Linked DNA regions of Mus musculus: region 1 is linked to region 2. A link is a loop called in an ENCODE intact Hi-C map of the cell type or tissue named here. Cell type or tissue: left cerebral cortex. All regions are shown on one strand. Each heading gives the region's core, and the rest is flanking DNA. Links, peaks and the distances in the headings are about the cores only.

What was found. A loop is a pair of places that touch in the nucleus more often than their neighbours do. Peaks named below come from ENCODE experiments on the same cell type or tissue, not always from the same donor. Only the 100,000 strongest peaks of a DNase experiment are listed, where the experiment ranks them.
Region 1: a loop joins it to region 2, with 2.0 times the contacts of the local background. A loop is called at or near these places in 2 of 42 quality-filtered maps.

What each region holds. Positions count from the first base shown.
Region 1 is chr6:137,095,102-137,103,383 of GRCm38, forward strand. The region is part of intron 2 of Rerg (RAS-like, estrogen-regulated, growth-inhibitor); the gene reads right to left. Among named protein-coding and RNA genes, the nearest start is that of Gm52923, 13 kb to the right of the region's middle. In left cerebral cortex, for the core only: a CTCF peak has its summit at 3,861 (motif pointing right); a DNase peak (open chromatin) is centred at 3,880.
Region 2 is chr6:137,392,082-137,400,363 of GRCm38, forward strand. It overlaps Ptpro (protein tyrosine phosphatase, receptor type, O), which reads left to right. Exons shown (of 27, transcript NM_011216.3): 8 at 605-725; 9 at 1,437-1,630; 10 at 2,715-2,826; 11 at 7,364-7,515. Among named protein-coding and RNA genes, the nearest start is that of Gm52924, 120 kb to the left of the region's middle. In left cerebral cortex, for the core only: CTCF peaks have their summits at 4,508 and 5,494 (motif pointing left); a DNase peak (open chromatin) is centred at 4,467.

The sequences.
Region 1 (8,282 bases), core at 2,921-5,420, 300 kb before region 2:
TAGAAAAACAACCTAAAAAAACAAACAAAACAAAGCTTCACTGTGTCTCTGTAAACTTTGAATGAAACTTATACAGCTTATATTTAACAAGACAGTTTGCTTGGGTTGAATTCATAGAATTACATGATCCACTCTCTAATGCCATAAATTCAAGTGATTAAAATCTGTGCTAATAGTGAGCATAATTCCTATTGTTAAAAAAAAACTTGTTTTCAGAAAAAAATATATAATGTTCTCTCACAAAAATGTGTACCTTTACAAGCCAAGAGATGGAAAACCACAGAACAATCTTTAGTCAATTTGGGTTGAAACAATTTAAATAACGACAGAGGAAGTGGGACTATTTTTAACCACTGTAATTCTGCAAACTTATTTTTAAAAAGAGTGATGACATACATTAAGTCCCTTTTATACTAATAAATGTCAAGAAAATCTGAAATTTTGGTTTAAGAGACATTCTGAGAAAGACGATGGGTCAGGGGGTAAAGGAACTTGCTCCCAAGGCTAATGAACTGAGTTTCCTCACAGGCTCCACATAATGGAAGGAGAGAACTGGTGTCTAAGGGTGGCCTTCCGACCTTGTGTGCTGTGGCATACACACATGCACACATACAAAATAAAGAAGTGTGAAGTAAAATAACATACAGGCAACACATATATATATATATATATATGAGGCTGTTCACCAGTCCAAAATGAAGCAGAAAACAGTAAAGATTGACATGCAAAAGGCGGCAGGGGTGGGATATAAGATTGATTGACACTCTACCTGAGCCTCTTCCAGCCATGATAAAACTGCCTGGAATATCCCCTTATCTCAGGAACCTGGGAGAGTTGAAAATCAAAACATCACTGGGAACTTCACTCCATCCCTTCTCTCCCTTCTTGCTCTCTTGGAGCCTGGCCACAGCTGAGGAGGTGGGACACATCTCCACTTCCCTCCGCACCTCCTCCTTAATGAACTACACTGGGGGGGGGGGGTGTTCGGGTGCTCTGATCGGGAATCTCTTTGTGAACCCAAAAGGTCCTGTTCCCCAATTGATGCTTGATCGATCATTAAAGATGCTAGCGGACAAGGAGTTGGGCGGAAGAGGCTGAACTTCCAGCCTCGCCCCCCCCCAACCCCCGCCGCCCCCAGGAGGCAGGCTAACAGACACAGGAGGGAGAGCCAACAGCCATGTGAGAACTCAGGTGGAGCGGCCATTGGCCTCTTCCCTGACGGGACCTGGGGTAGCAGGCAGGAGATTAGAAGAGCAACAAAGCTGAAGGCAGATTTAGGGTGCTGAGCTGGGACTAAAGGTAACTGATCAATCAAAGTTGAGGGCAGAGTTAGAAGTACTGAGCTGGGAGTGAAAAGAAGGGTGTGGCAGCCAGGGGAGGCTTCCCGGCCATTGAGCTAAAGCATATAAAAAATAAGCTTGTGTGCCCGTGTGTGTGCCCGTGCCCGTGTGTGCCCGTGTGTGTGTGTGTGTGTGCCCGTGTGTGTGTGTGTGTGTGTGTGCCCGTGTATGTGTGTGCCCGTGTGTGTGCCCATGTGTATGTGTGTGCCCGTGTGTGTGCCCGTGTGTGTGTGTGCGTGTTGTGTGTGTTGTGTGTGTGTGTGTCCGTGTGTGTGTGTGTGTGCGCGTGTGTGGATGTGTGTGTGTGTGTGTTGTGTGTTTCATCCTCAGATCTGAGGGAACCTGGGTGGGGCTGGTAGTGCAGTCTGCCCAGAGCCTCAAGCGGGGTAGTAGGAACTACACACTACACTATACCCTTTCCTGCCATCGTTCATGCATCGGTACAATTCTAGTGTCCTGAAGAGGCACTAGAACTAGGAAACTGCTGTGTCTGCTTTCTAGATTCATATCTGTACCCAAAACCAAAGAAAGGAAGGAAGACAAGAAGGGAGGAAAGAAGGAAGGAAGGAAGGAAGGAAGGAAGGAAGGAAGGAAGGAAGGAAGGAAGGAAGGAAGGAAGGAAGAGAAAGAGGAGCAACATTTGGTTTGGTGGCACTCACCACTGAGCAAGACTATTACTCCAGGCAGATGAACGACATCTGAGATCCAAGTGCCTCCAAAACAAGCCCATATGAGTCCATGACTTACTATGCCGCTTAAGAAAGAGAGGCCGCGGAGCTGCTGTCCACTTGGGAGAAATGGGTGCTCACTAAAGCTAATGCTCTGACCAGTTCTGTGAGGTCCAAAGCCACAGGGATTGGACAGCGCACCCCGTGAGGCCTGATGACTGACAGCCATCGGCATGAATGAGCTAGATGCTGCAGCTCCTGTGTTAGCTGTCTATCGAGCAGAGATTCGGAACACCAGCTCTTCGTACAGTGGTTCATTAGCAATCTTCATCTATTTCGGTTTTATTAAGATAGGGCCTCATTCTGAAACCCAGGCTATCCTTCATCATACTCTATGGTTCAGGCTGGCCTTGAACTTCTGACCGCCAAGTGCTGGAATTATGTGCACTGCAATGATTACTGTTTAATTGGTAATGCTAGTCTCAATAATGACTGTGATAGGGGCAATGAGCTACATCCCCAGGGCATTTTCAGAGTCTTTTAAGTTATTTATTTCTATAATTTATCTTCAGACAGCGTCTTGCTATGTAGCTGCCCAGCCCCAAACTCACAATCCTCCTTCCTCTGCTTCCAATTCGATAGCACCCCAAAGCCGGATTAATAAATATTATCTAATAAAATACTTGTAAAAGAGAGTGTGCATGCAAATGTATATTAATGCCATCTGAGAGAGGCCTGCAGACCTCCACCATGCCCTTTTGGTGCCCGTGTCAGGCATTATTAGTCGATCATGGAAACCTTTCCTCTGAGTTTTTCTGACGGCCTTAGGGACATTGCATGTTCTCCCTCTCTCGGAGTAAACGGAGGACTCTGAATCCCAGTCTGGAAATTCCTCATCCAAGAAGTCACAGGTACGAGGCAGGAAGGTCAGACGTAAAATCCAGTCAGGCTGTGTGTGACCTATGTGATAAGGATCTGGTAAGCTATGCTTACTACTGTCACACAAACAAATCCTGGTTGAATAGGGACCAAAGACGTTGAACAAGCTCTGGCAGGGATTGTGGGGAGAGATTGGTCATGGATGGAGATAAGGGGCCCCGCTGAGGTAAGGGTTTGACATTACTAAGTAGCTTCTATTGTTAGCATTCTGATTATAACATTCCTAATTTGAGACAGGAAATTCATAAATGCAATGCTCTCATTGGATTTTTAAAAATCAGACAATGCAGCTGTACAGATAGGTAAATTAGATCAGCCCATTAAATTCTGTAGCAGCGTTCATTCCAAGGAAGTAGTCTGAGCCGTTGGCGACATCCCAGATCAGTCCTCGATCTGGTACGACGGGCTTCATCTCCCTCCTTCTACACTGTCAACATTTCCTATGAAAATCACTTCATCTCACAGTGGAAAACTAACTTTAAAAATAAAATGAAGAGAAAACAAAACATAATCTCTGGAAGGCAATAAGAACCACATGCCTCTTAAATGAAAAACATTCTCTTTCTCCTTTGTTCCTCATAAGCAGTTTGCCAGAGATGCAGCCCGCAGCTTTGAGCCATTTACAAAAACATAACGAAGGCTGATGCTTGCACGCAACGGCTAAATTGCGCCCACAGTGACCAGGAGGCCACTCTAAGGCCTCCACTTCGGTTGACTTTACCGTAGACGCTCCTCCCTGACCACAAACCAGTGATGTTTGTGGTAAGCCATCTTGTCACAGAAACTTCTAGGCTCCTGAGAAGGGAAGAAGATTAAGGAGAGAGAGCTACATGGTAGCAAGAGTCACAAATACTACAGAGAAAACAAATGCCCCTAAATTGAGGGGTGTCAGCTAAGCCTTCCATCTATCCACCAGAGGGCACCACCAGAATGCACGAAGCTTTCTGAAGAGGTGTTGAAAGCCCTCCCCACCTTGCAAAGAAAGCAAGTTCGGTGCCATCAGAATGCCCCCACCCCATTATGCCGGTCTGTCCTGTAGAAGTCAGGTAAGATGTGTATTCCTTTTATAGGAGATTGATGAACTGTCTGCTACCCTTATTGCTAAGGTCCTCTCTAATTGCCAAAATCGTTTGATTGTAAAAGCTGTGCTTTGACAATAAATGCCAAGTGTGTCCTCTGTACAAAGTTCTGACTTGTCCCACAACAGTTTAAATGAACAATAAATAGCGTCTCCTTGTCTGCACTCTGCAGATTAATAAAGGTCTTCAGAGATAATTACAAAATACATGCAACCACTGTGGAATTATAAAACACAGAAGACACGGCCTGGTTTGTCCTGCACTGTTAAATTCCACTGCTCTTCACGGCAAGAAGGGTGGCTACTGTCCTTTTGGCAACCAAAGAGATCCTTTAGCCTCATCTTTGGCTTTTGTTAAAAGACAGAGAGACGACCTAATCTTTATAAACAAAAGAAAACAGGAAGGTTCTGGTGGGAAAAAAAAACCACACCAAATTTCACAAGGACAAAGCAGAGAATGATAGTCCCTTGGATGGAAAGCGCAGAGGCCAGGCAACTAGAGAAGGCAGACAGGGAAGCAGAGACGATTAGCCAAGGTGCAACGATGTTGAGGTTATATTACTAAGAAGCCTAACCTTCAGCACCTCTGCCTGCCCCAGGGTGACTCACGTGCTTCTAAATGTATCGGTGTGCCTGCTTCGGATACTGTCTGTTATTTCTGCTCCCTCTTCCAAGGCATGTAGGCTGTCTCTGAAGTTACTGTGCACAGTGCTCTCTCCCCTCCAAACTCAAAAGCCCAGAGAAAGTTCAGGTGGAAAGCTCCTGCTCTGGACAGCGTAGGCACCTCACAATGGAGGAATTATTACTTTATGCTCCTTGATCTAGGTCAGATACAGGCGAGAGACTGCTAGAAGGACAGAGGCCGTGTGTGACACTGTGCCCTTCTGTGATACTGTGGCCAAGTTATCATATCAGCCTGTCTTAGAAAAGGTATAATGACTTGAACTGGGGAAGCCAAATCCAGGTGGGGCTCCTGCCTCATGGTTCCCTGTTACTTGGAATAGACATCTGCCAAAATCAAACCTTTTTTTTAAATTGACTTTGTATATAGTATTTGAAGTTTAACAGAGCTGTTTTTGATTAGAACCAGAGCCAGCCTGCATGTTTTTAGGTATTAAAGCCTAATGCAATTATATTATTATCTTTAAAAAAGATTCTTTTATTGGTATAACTTTTCTTTGAAAATACATTGCTTTTTAATGACTAAAGTTTCTGCTGTTACTTAGGGAAAAAAAATGCTTCCCCCAGCCGCCCCTCTGCAAGTGAATAAATACAGGAAAGAACTTGCTCACTGGCGTGGACTCAGCCTCTTTGTAAGTCCTAATATTTACAGTGTAGGAGGAAGGCACTTCAGTGAGTCATGGGTTTACACTTAGCAGATGGATTAAGAATAAAAATTAACAGCACAGTTTCCCTTAAGTAATAAGGAAAATGTGACTTGTCACACATTGACTTTCTGGGTCAGTGCTTTTCCAGTCACTCTGCAGCCTCAGGGTCACCCAGGGATTCCATAAAGAAAGGAGGGGGCACTGTGATTGGCGTTCATCTTGAATTTTAAAATGATCTACCGTTTCTACACAACACTACCAACCACTGTGAAGGCCATGGCTCTGGAAGGGAGAGCGTAGGAGCCCAGAGTGCGAGCCTTGTTCATTTCAAATGAATGATCTTTCATTAAATTTCCCTTGCAACAGGACTGGAGATGCGTGCTTTGTTCATAAAAGAAATTCTCTATCCTGATCTTTAGATGTGAGTTTAAAAAGCAAGAGAGACTCTAAGGTTTACAAATGAAAGAGGAACAATACCATTCAGAAAAATGCTAGCAAGTTCTAGGCGGATCTAGTAAAAACCGGTCCCTGGGAAATTCGGAATTAAAGAATAATTGTAATTTATAAAAAAAGAAGAGATCCAAAGTTTGATGTTTTGTTTGCCCCGCACCTAGATAAGGCATCTGGAATAAATACATCCACCAAAGGCAAATTATTTGAGTCTATACACTCCACTATACATTACACACTCCACAACTCTACATTACATTCCTTGGGAATTTTTCAAGATGGAGAGTTTTGCAGGTTGAACAGTGTCCTCCACAGTGACCCCCGAAGTCTTTACCCCCACTCTTTTCTCCTCAGTGACCCTAAAGTCCCCACCCTCACACATGTAACCTTATCTAGAAACAGAGTCTTTGCAGACTTTATTGTTAATGCAGTTAAGATGGCTTCCTGGGCTGTTATCAATTACAACTGTGTTCTTCTAAAAGGGGAGTTTGATAACAGAGACAGATACACACAGAACTAGGTGATGTTAAAACATGAATACAGGGACTGGAGGGATGGCTCAGGACTTAAGGGCACTTGCCACATAATCGTGAGGGACAAGCTGGGTTCTCTCTACATGTTTATAACACCAGTTCTATGAGAGATGGAGACAAAAGGATAGCTAGGGTTTGCCGTATGCCAGCTGAGCTGGAAAAGACAAAAATGTACATCCAAGAAGAAATCTTGCCTCAAAAGACTAGAAGAAAGATGGTAGAAAGGATACCCAGTGTCCTCTTCTGCCTACAGGTTTACTCACAGGTGTTCATGTGCACATGCCCTTGTGTGCACACATGCAGAAGTGAACAAATGAATCAATACATGAATACGAAAAACAGAAGAAAGACCAAGGCATACTCAAAGTTGCCAGAAGCTAGCAGAGAAAGACAGGGCAGACTCTCCCTTAGCCTTTGGAAGAAAGCAAGTGCTGGCCAGCAACTCCAGACCTCTCTCTCACAGTGCTACAGAGACCACATTCTGTTAAGCTGCTTAGCGCACAAGTACTTTGTGATGGCTGTATTAGGGCTGGGTGCACACTCTCTTTTTGATATATGTCTTTGAGGTTGCTATTATCCACCAAGTCTCTTTGCCAGTCTGCAGAGTGCAGAGGCTTTGTCCAGATTGCCTCAGGACATGACCACCTGGTCCGCTTCATGCTGCCATCCCTGTGAGGCCAGTTCCTTTCAAAATCTGCCAGACCAAAACAGAAAGAAAGTCTGTTATAAATGTTCACATAGCCCATTAGGAAGCCAAGTACAAACTTGGCTTTGACCATAACTCAATGCAGAATGAAGGGGAACCTGATAATCAGAAGCAATCCAGAGTTTGCTGATGTCCTTTGGTCAAAAGAAAAAAAACAAAAAACAAAAAACAAAAAAACCACCAAAAACAAAAACAAAAAAATAAAACGACACCAAAAAAAAAAAAATCCACTGGAATCACAAACAGCAGCCACGGCCATCTGCTAATGGTTCCAGAACACAGAAAGGCTTCTGCTGCTTCGAACACGGAGCAGTTCATCCGCCCTGTCAGATGGTGTAAACAACACAGCCAGCAATACTCCAGCCACCCTTAGATGCTGTGTTTATGTCATCTGTGCATTTTAGTCTTGGCACTCCCAATATGTCTGATGCATGACCAACTATCTGAAAAATATTCACACACCTGGGGCCACCTGTGTATTTGTGACCAATCTCTGCCTGCTGGAGAATTAAAAAAAAAAAAAGACAGTGAAATTAGAAGAAACTGTCACACAGGGAGACAACAAGAGTTTCCAGTAAAGCTATATAAACTTGGTGCCTCAACCCTCGAGCGAGCATAGAGCTCTGGGGCCGTGTTTCCACAGGAAAACAAGGTTGGAGGGAATCACAAAAGTCCTGGCTTCAGTCCACCCCTGGGCCTGCTAACACAGGCCTGGTTTCCAGAGCACCAGGTCTCACGCAGCTAGAGAAACCGAACGTTCATTAGAACTGAGAAGGAAGGAGAGGAGGCGCTGGGGTGGGGGTGGGGGTGGGGGCAGAAACTGAGACCCGGAAGGAGGTGGGTGTGGCTGGAAAGTGCTCGGATTCGTGATCACATCTAACCACCAGCTTCATTTGGGATTTCAAAATGTTTTGCAGTACAGTACCCTCAGGGGACTTTTGAAGCAGCCTGTGTTAGACCAAGGAATCTCCCCCAAACTCTAATGCAGTCTTTGCTATAGAGTCCTTAACTACTTTTGTTTTGTGGAGTATTTTTATAGACCCTGTGACTCAGATCTCACAGTAATATTTTATAACACATATGATATGCATAATTACAAATAAATCCAGCTATGTCAAAATACCATAATAATATTCTATAATAATATTTTATTATATAATAATATTTTACAGTATATATTACATATAATTATAGATAACACTTGCAATGTTGAAATGCCACTATTACATTGTTCAAAATG
Region 2 (8,282 bases), core at 3,118-5,617:
TTTGCAAAGTGCGTTCTGCTGTACCTTGACTTGCCCTGACTGCAGATTAGAAGTCACAGCACTCGGCTTCTCCTCCCAACAATAAATGTGAGCATCTGACCTTGACCATTCTCTGGCTTTGCTTCTCCATCTATTGAATCAGAGATCTGGATAGATAATCTCTGAAGTCATTTCCATCTCTATAATTAGATATTATTTGCTTCTAAGTGACGAGGGACTAAACACGGTTCTGCACGGATCTTGGCCTGTCATCGGCTGACACCACAATTTAGGACGTCAGGCTACCCTCCTGGTATCCCTGATTTGATGATGGTTCCGGGAGGAGGGTGCTCTGGCATATGTGGTTACACTCGACAGTGATTCATTGGGGGCAACCCGTGGGGCATATTAAATCCAGTCGTGGAATTTCAATGCCCTGGATCTCCTTCTGAATTCACATAAACTATAAATCATCCTAATTCTGAAATCTAACCTCCCTCCCAGCATGAGTCAAAGATGCCGGATTTCAAAGTCAAACTATTACGTTCTAGCAACTTGCTTCAGCATCTTTGTCTCGCTCTGAAAGCCTCACTCTACATAAATCTTATTGGCTGTTTGCTTTAAGGTGAACTCAAGCAAACCTGTAATTGAGAACCTGGTTCCTGGTGCCCAGTACCAGGTTGTGATGTACTTAAGAAAAGGCCCTTTGATTGGGCCACCTTCCGATCCTGTGACATTTGCGATTGGTAAGTTGTTAGCCACAGTCAATCATCAATCGATCCATCCATCCCTATTGTTGCCAGACTACTGGTTGTAAGGGTGCAGCCTTCAATCTGAATTCATCATAAACGGAAGAATCATGAGGCTGTGCTCCATATGCCTGCATCAGACTATAAGTTTTTCAGTATGCATGGGATATAACTTCTAAGGAATGCCTCCCCATACACAGAGATGAAACCAAAAGCCATGGCTACTCTTGTTCCTTAATATAGAGTGATGTCATGTATGCATCCAACCTGTGGATACCTTCCCATACACCTTAGCCATTGCTGAATCAATCTTTTATAATAATTCAATACAGTGCAAATATTACACAAAGAGATTACTATATTGTTTAGAGAAAAATAATCTTTAGGAGTCTGTCCCTGTTCAATGCAGATGCAAGGCAAAATTGAGGACAAGTCTCCATCCATGGTTCATTGAATTGAATAAACAGATTCTAGTACCTGCTAAATGTGAGGGATTGACTACCTTAAATACGCAGCATTGCATAATTGGAAGAGATCCTCCTATTCACTACACAGAGGAGAAAGTCAGAAATAAATATCTATTTACTCTAGTTTTTTGTGACTAAGTTAAGAGAATGACAGCCCTGATCATTCCAGTTGAAGTCACAGTACAAACACTAATGCCCCTTCCGGTTTTCTCTCTTCACCCTCTACCCTTCCTTCTTTTAGTTCCCACTGGGATCAAAGATTTAATGCTCTACCCCTTGGGTCCCACTGCTGTCGTGCTGAGCTGGACCCGACCTATCCTGGGAGTCTTCAGAAAATACGTGGTTGAAATGTTCTACTTCAACCCCACCACCATGACCTCAGAGTGGACGACCTACTATGAGATAGCAGCCACAGTTTCCTTAACGGCATCCGTGGTAATCTTCCCTTAGTCAGCTGGTGCACTCTCGTGTGAATGGTCATGCCTGTGTCACATCTATGTTAGAGAAAGTCATCCGTGCACGAGGCCATTTTGGAAGATAGCTATTTGATCTGCATAGGCAGACAGATGTTCTCAAGGACTTTGGGGGTTTTGATTGCTGTAGTTGGGTTTTATTTAGTTTAATTGGTTTTGTTTTGTATTGTTTGGTTTTGAGAGAGCCTTCCTTATGTAGCCAAGGATGACAGTGACCTTTGGGGGTGCCTAGTTCTGCTTTAACAATGCTGGGATTAGAGGCATTCTAGGCCACTCTTGCTTCTTGTTTGGTTGCTGGTCCGTGGTCTCATATTTCTTTTAGGTTTAGATTCTGTCTTTGTCTTTGGAGAGAGAGATAAAGTTAGTTGTGAAACTAACTTTCACCCCAGATGGTATTTTTCTCATAATGAGTTTCCTCCAATGCGAGCAGACTTAACAAGAGGTCTCATCACAAGAGACCTCCCTCTGGTCTTCTACAGTTGACTGACACTGTCTGTCTCTAGCCATGACTCCACTTAGCCTGTACAAATCAACAAATACTTGCATTGCTAACCTTTTGGAAATAGCTTTCACAGCTTATGTAGTAATTGTTCTTTCTGAGACTAGATTCATTTTGCAAAGTGTAGGCAACCAATGCGTGACACCTGAAGCACACAGTTGCTTTCCAGACAGATGACAGTTTGGTCATTGTCACCCAGTAAGACTTCTGCTCATCATCATCCTAAAATAATACTATCCCCTTTCCCTAGAGGCAGGGAAACAAATAAGTGCAAACACTTATCAATAAGTGTTATTTCATTATGCACTATATCTTTGGAAATGGCGAAGCAATAACCCATATTTACTCTGTCTTTCAATCATTTTTTAAAAATTATATATCTCATTTCATTTATGGCTCATTTCACTTCAAAAATAACTCTAAAGGCATAGAAAAAGAAAACAAAAATTATTAATGTTTATCATGACCCAAGGAAAGTAAATCAACTTCATAAATACTGTTTTCCCCTTAATCTTTTGTCTCGTGATTTTCCTCCATCCTTATTCAGAGAATAGCAAGCCTATTGCCAGCGTGGTACTACAACTTCCGCGTAACCATGGTGACATGGGGAGATCCAGAGCTGAGCTGTTGTGACAGTTCCACCATCAGCTTCATAACAGGTGAGTGCTGGAGAAAAGAAAGGTCCCACAGGAAACGCCATCTTGAGCAGGTACCAGGGGGTCACATGCACAGAAAATGCCAGCAATTCACCACTGCCTTGGCATCTTCATGGAAGATACACCCCTGGTTCCGCTGTCTCGCATTTAATTGATAAGCACTAGAAATGAGAGTCTGACTTTAAAATCCACAGTTACTGCCCTTGACGTTTGCTTACTTGGAGACACTGCCCTTGGCGTGTGCTCTCCAGCCAGCATCCATCAGAGCAGAGCAGGAGGCAGCAAACACAGCTTTCAGCTTCCCCTACACGATTGACTGATGATTGACTGATGTTACGTATTAGGTCATCAGACCTCGGAGAGTGTTTCACAACCTCGTTAATTACTCCATTTCTGCCCTCACCGGCTGTTGGTACTAGAGTCCACTGAGTGCCATGGAGGAAGGGTTCACACCAGTGGGGTTCTGCCTCAGGTCACTGTGAGTTTGAGCAAGTTAAGTTTCCCAAGCCTCAGGTCTGTATAAGGCACACCAGAGAATGATGGGGAATACTTATTTCCACCCTGACAAGCAACGATGACGTCTCTATTGAACAAACCACTTAGCAAATTACAGGGCACCATGTTAAGGTGCTTAAATTACATCAGTCTTAGTCCTTCCCCCCCCCCAAAGCCATAAATTGTGAAGTTCCATGGACAATGATTGGAGAAAACAATACAAATAATTCATTCAGTGAGGCACTGACCTTGGGGCTGGGGAGGAGGCACCTGAAGCTCTTCCAGAGGAGCTGAGTTCAGTTCCCTGCACCCAACGTGTGACCCCAGCTCTAGGGACTCGATCCCCCTTCTGACCTCCATGGACACCTGCACTCACATGTGTATAACCTCACACAGATACACACACACACATAAATTTAAAACAAAATAAATCTTAAAAATGAAAGAAGCAATAACCCTCGTTGTTTGGACCAACACTGTTCAAGAACTTTCATTGCACGGAGAGCTGTATTGGGAAAAGAGTGGAAATGACAAAACGCTGGTGTGCCACTTCCTTTAGTCTCCAGGATCCAGCATGCCCTCTGTTCCAGATGTCAATAGTCATGTTAGAAGGGGCAATGAGAAAACCCCAAAAGTGGATGTGGTGCCAATCACTAGGTAAACACTGTGGCCAGCAGTCAAACTGCATTAATAAGCACATGTCTAATTATAATTAAATTTCACTAGAGCACTAAGTCTTCCACAGTAGCTCCATGGAGATTTGCTTTCAGAGAATGGGTGCCCTTCTCTCCCTAGGTACAATCGGTGCCTTTCCCTTCCTTTCAAGAGCCGAGGCCTCTGAACTGGCTCTGCTCATTTCTGGTTACAGACATCTGAGTGAAGCATCTCAATGATCTTTGAACCTCCTTTTCTTGGCAGCAGAACTCGCCAAGATCCTGCCAACTGGTTTTCACAGCAAAAAGTTCACAATCTAGCTTATGGCTTTCACAGCCTTGGGTAGCAGCAATAGTGAAGTACCAAGAGTTGGGATTCTGTCTGCAGTATTGTGCCTTTTAAAATGATCACCTGGGACTAGAAAGATGGCTCAGCACTCAGGGATTCCTGTTGCTCTTGCTGGGTACCTGGGTTTAGTTCCATCATCCATGTCTGGTGGCTCATAACCACCTATAACTACAGCACCAAGAGATCTGACACCTTCTGGCTTCACTGGGCACTGCACCCCTGTTCACAACCATCCTTCCCGTGTACACACACATATACATGTAATTAAAAATATAAACAAAATCTGTAAAATAAAATGATATTAGGACCTGCCTGGAGTGGAGTAAAATGTACAACAGTTTAGATGAGATGTAGCAAGTCTCTAAATGACCTATCTACCTTAGTGACTAATATTTTATCTCAAATGAAATGATCTTTGAGAATGTTGTATTGTTCTTGAGGAACAGCTCAGTCAGGCTGGCATTAGCAGTCTAGAGTTTTGCTACAACTGTTTTCAAGTCTCACATCTAAAACATGGGTCTAGTAATAGCACAGTGTGAGAATTAAACTGTATCACATAGATCATTAAAATATTTGACGAGGGGAGACAAGAATAAAGTATATATACAAATGCATGTATACATACATATAAACTTATGTGTATATTTATATATTAAGTAGCTGAAATTGTAGCCCTTTAGTTCTTTGTCTGACTTTATTACTTCAGATAAGAACGCAATGTTTTAAACATGAGGTTCTCCTGAATTGCTCTTCTCTGTTTTACATTTTAATCCTAACTGTCAAATCGTATGGTGTAAAAGGAGACGAGCTAACTGTCTATAAAGGTTCAGGGCAGTAGTCCCAGCCACTTGTGAGCTCGAGATGGGAAGATGACAAGGGTGAATTCAAAGCCAGCCTGGGCAATGTAGTAAGATGTTGTCTCAAAACAAACAGGGCAGGAGGCTGGTGTGTAGGTCAAGGTTAGAGAGAGCTGTTGCTAGCTTGCAGGAGGCTCTGGGTTCAGTGCTTCAGGCCTCACTACTTCCCTTGCCAAAAGAATTAACTTTGACTTCTTCAGACTTCAATCCACTACCAGGGTTAGGGGACTTGTCTGAAAGTCAAGTTCATAGTAATTATTTTAGTATACTAAATAACGATTAATAAACAACTAGTGACATCTTGTGGCCTTTGGCAATATGTGAGATTTTAAAGCAGTAAGTGCCAAATCTGAAGGCTCAGCCCTGTGAAGAGGGCCATGTACATACTTCTTGACTTGTAATTTTAAGTGTATTTCTTACCCTCACCAATATGAGAATATAAGGAAAAACTCCTTCGAACAAAGCAAGGTAAAGGTACCTATATATGATGAAGTATACTAGAATATATTAAGAGGCTATCAAAAATCATAGGCATTTCTCTGAGTTAGATCATTATGGAATATGATATGGACATTTTTGTCTTATATTACTGTGACGGAATATCCTGAGACAACCAGCTTATAATAAGCAATCGTTTCTGTGAACTCATGGATTCTGGGTTTTAGTATATAATGAGGCAGAACGCCGTGGCATGAAAGTTCTGAAACAGCCAAGCCACTCAGCTCCTGGCATTTGGAAGGTAAAGGCGACAGAGCAAGAGGAAGAGACCAGGCACAATGTATATGCTTCCAGGTCAAACCCCCAGTCACCTACTTCCTCTCACTGGGTCCCATCCCTGAGATCCCATCCCTCGCCTCCACAGCCTTTGAATAGACATTCAGGACCCAAACGGAGAGAGCATTGCTGATATTTAGGGATTGTGTTGTTAGACACAAGGGAAGCGGCTGCTCATACTTCGTGGGAAACACACATGGAGTGCAGGCATGCATGTAAACACGTGCTCCATATAGATACTGTGCAGCTGTTACACATTACACATGCGGTGAGTCCTTTAGGGGCTAGTAGGTCTTGAAATTACTGTCTACTAAGAATCCTTACTACCTATTAGTGTCCTATTAAAAGGAATGATTCTTATAATTTCTAGAAATTCTACTTCAAAGATTTTGGTTGAAATTATGCCATGCCTTGGGGTAAAGTGTTTGCTTTCTAGGCACTTTGAACATGCAATTTGAATTTAATTGTATATTTGTTCCTTAAGATCTTTAGAATTTTTGAACACTTTAAACAATAATTTCACAAACACCCTCAGAGCTTATATCATATGACGTTTAAATAAAATTTTCTCCTCAGCAAAATATTACATTTTAAATTAAATTAGCATTTAGTTTTAAAGTGTTAGAATGTGGGTTAAAGAAATAGCCCCGGTACTAGGCTTACACCTCGGGCATGACTTTAAGATCCTTTCCTCTTTATTGCTTACATCAGCTGCCTTTACCCGGACCCCCCTTTGTGCGGAGCACGGGGCTAGATTCTATCAGTGACGTCACTGTGTTATGTCAGAAATAACAGTCGTCAGATCTCCTTCCAGCACCTTTCTCTTCTCTTTCTTTCCATCGCCCCCACTGTTCTTTGGTCTCCTAAGTACCTTTCATGTGCCACAGTGAGAAATTTAATATTAGAGGGCCTCAGATTTCTCAATGTTGTTGTGATAATTACCAATGTCTTTTATCACCCAATATGCTTGAACAATCAAACATTTTAAGCATCTTGAAATAGCAGCTTACACAGGAGGTCTTGATATCCTCAGGTGGGTATAGGTCCAGCCATCTGTGTCTAAGACAGTCCCACAGAGCAAGTGCCCAGCCTGTATTGCTGACTTCCATTTTTGGTTCTGAGATACTGTCATGTGGTATGAAGTTGAATTTCTTTCCTTTTCTTTTTTGTTTTATCAAAAGAGGGTTTCACCGTGTAGCACTGGCTGTCCTGGAACTTGCTCTGTAGACCAGGGTGGCCTTGAACTTGCAGAGATCTACTCTGCCTCCCGAATGCTGGCAATAAAGGCATGGGCCACCACTGCCTGGCTTGAAGTTGAACTTTCAATGGCAGCTTCATTGCGGCTCTCACACTTGGCTGGGGAGGACATCAGCCACGAGTCTTTATCCTAAGCTTTACCTCTCTCCTCGCAGCCCCCGTTGCTCCAGAAATCACGTCTGTGGAGTACTTCAACAGCCTGCTGTACATCAGTTGGACCTATGGGGATGCCACCACTGACCTGTCCCACTCTAGAATGCTGCACTGGATGGTCGTTGCAGAAGGGAGGAAGAAAATTAAAAAGAGTGTACGTTCCTTTGATTCCTGACTTCAGGCTTCCAACCAGTTGGTGGCATGAGCTGCTCGCAACCCTTACTTAAGCTTACCTTTCCAAGTCCTTGACAGGAGCTGAAATCACTGCTGGTCCTGATCTCACTTATATTTAAAGTTTTAATTTGAGAGCTGAGTCTATTAGTACTAGAAAGGTGGGGGCGTGAGAGGGAGTTTAAGGTCACCTTCAATACATAGCAAGTTCAAGACCATCCTAGGACACATGAGAGCTTTTTCTTTGGGATGCTGTGTGCTATCAAACAAGCTACCACTCTTCCATGTTAATATTTTCTCAGTGATCCACATTACCCAGATATCTGAGTGCATTTAGGATATTGGGGTCTTCTCTCTGCTTTATTAAGCTTTTTGACCATGATTAAACTACTGCAGCCAAAGCCAATAAAAAGAAAGTGGTATAAATAAAGGATGAGAGTCATCCTGGTCCCCTCTGCTGCTGCTCCTCCATCCACCTCTATGTGGCATCCTCATTTAGGCTTCGCTCCTAATGTCCAAACATTAGTCTGATGGAAGAAACAGAGCAGCGATGGAGACCCCAGGGCTTGAAAACAAACCTATTAGTTGCCTGTTTGGTTTCCACTTGCAATCTATCGGTCAGAACTGGATTATACAATCCTCTATATAGGAGACAGGAAATAGAGTCTTCAAGTAAACAACTGTGTGTGTACAAACATGTCTATGTTTCTTTGGAACCATACAGTAACTGTCTTTTCTGGAAGCTGTTGT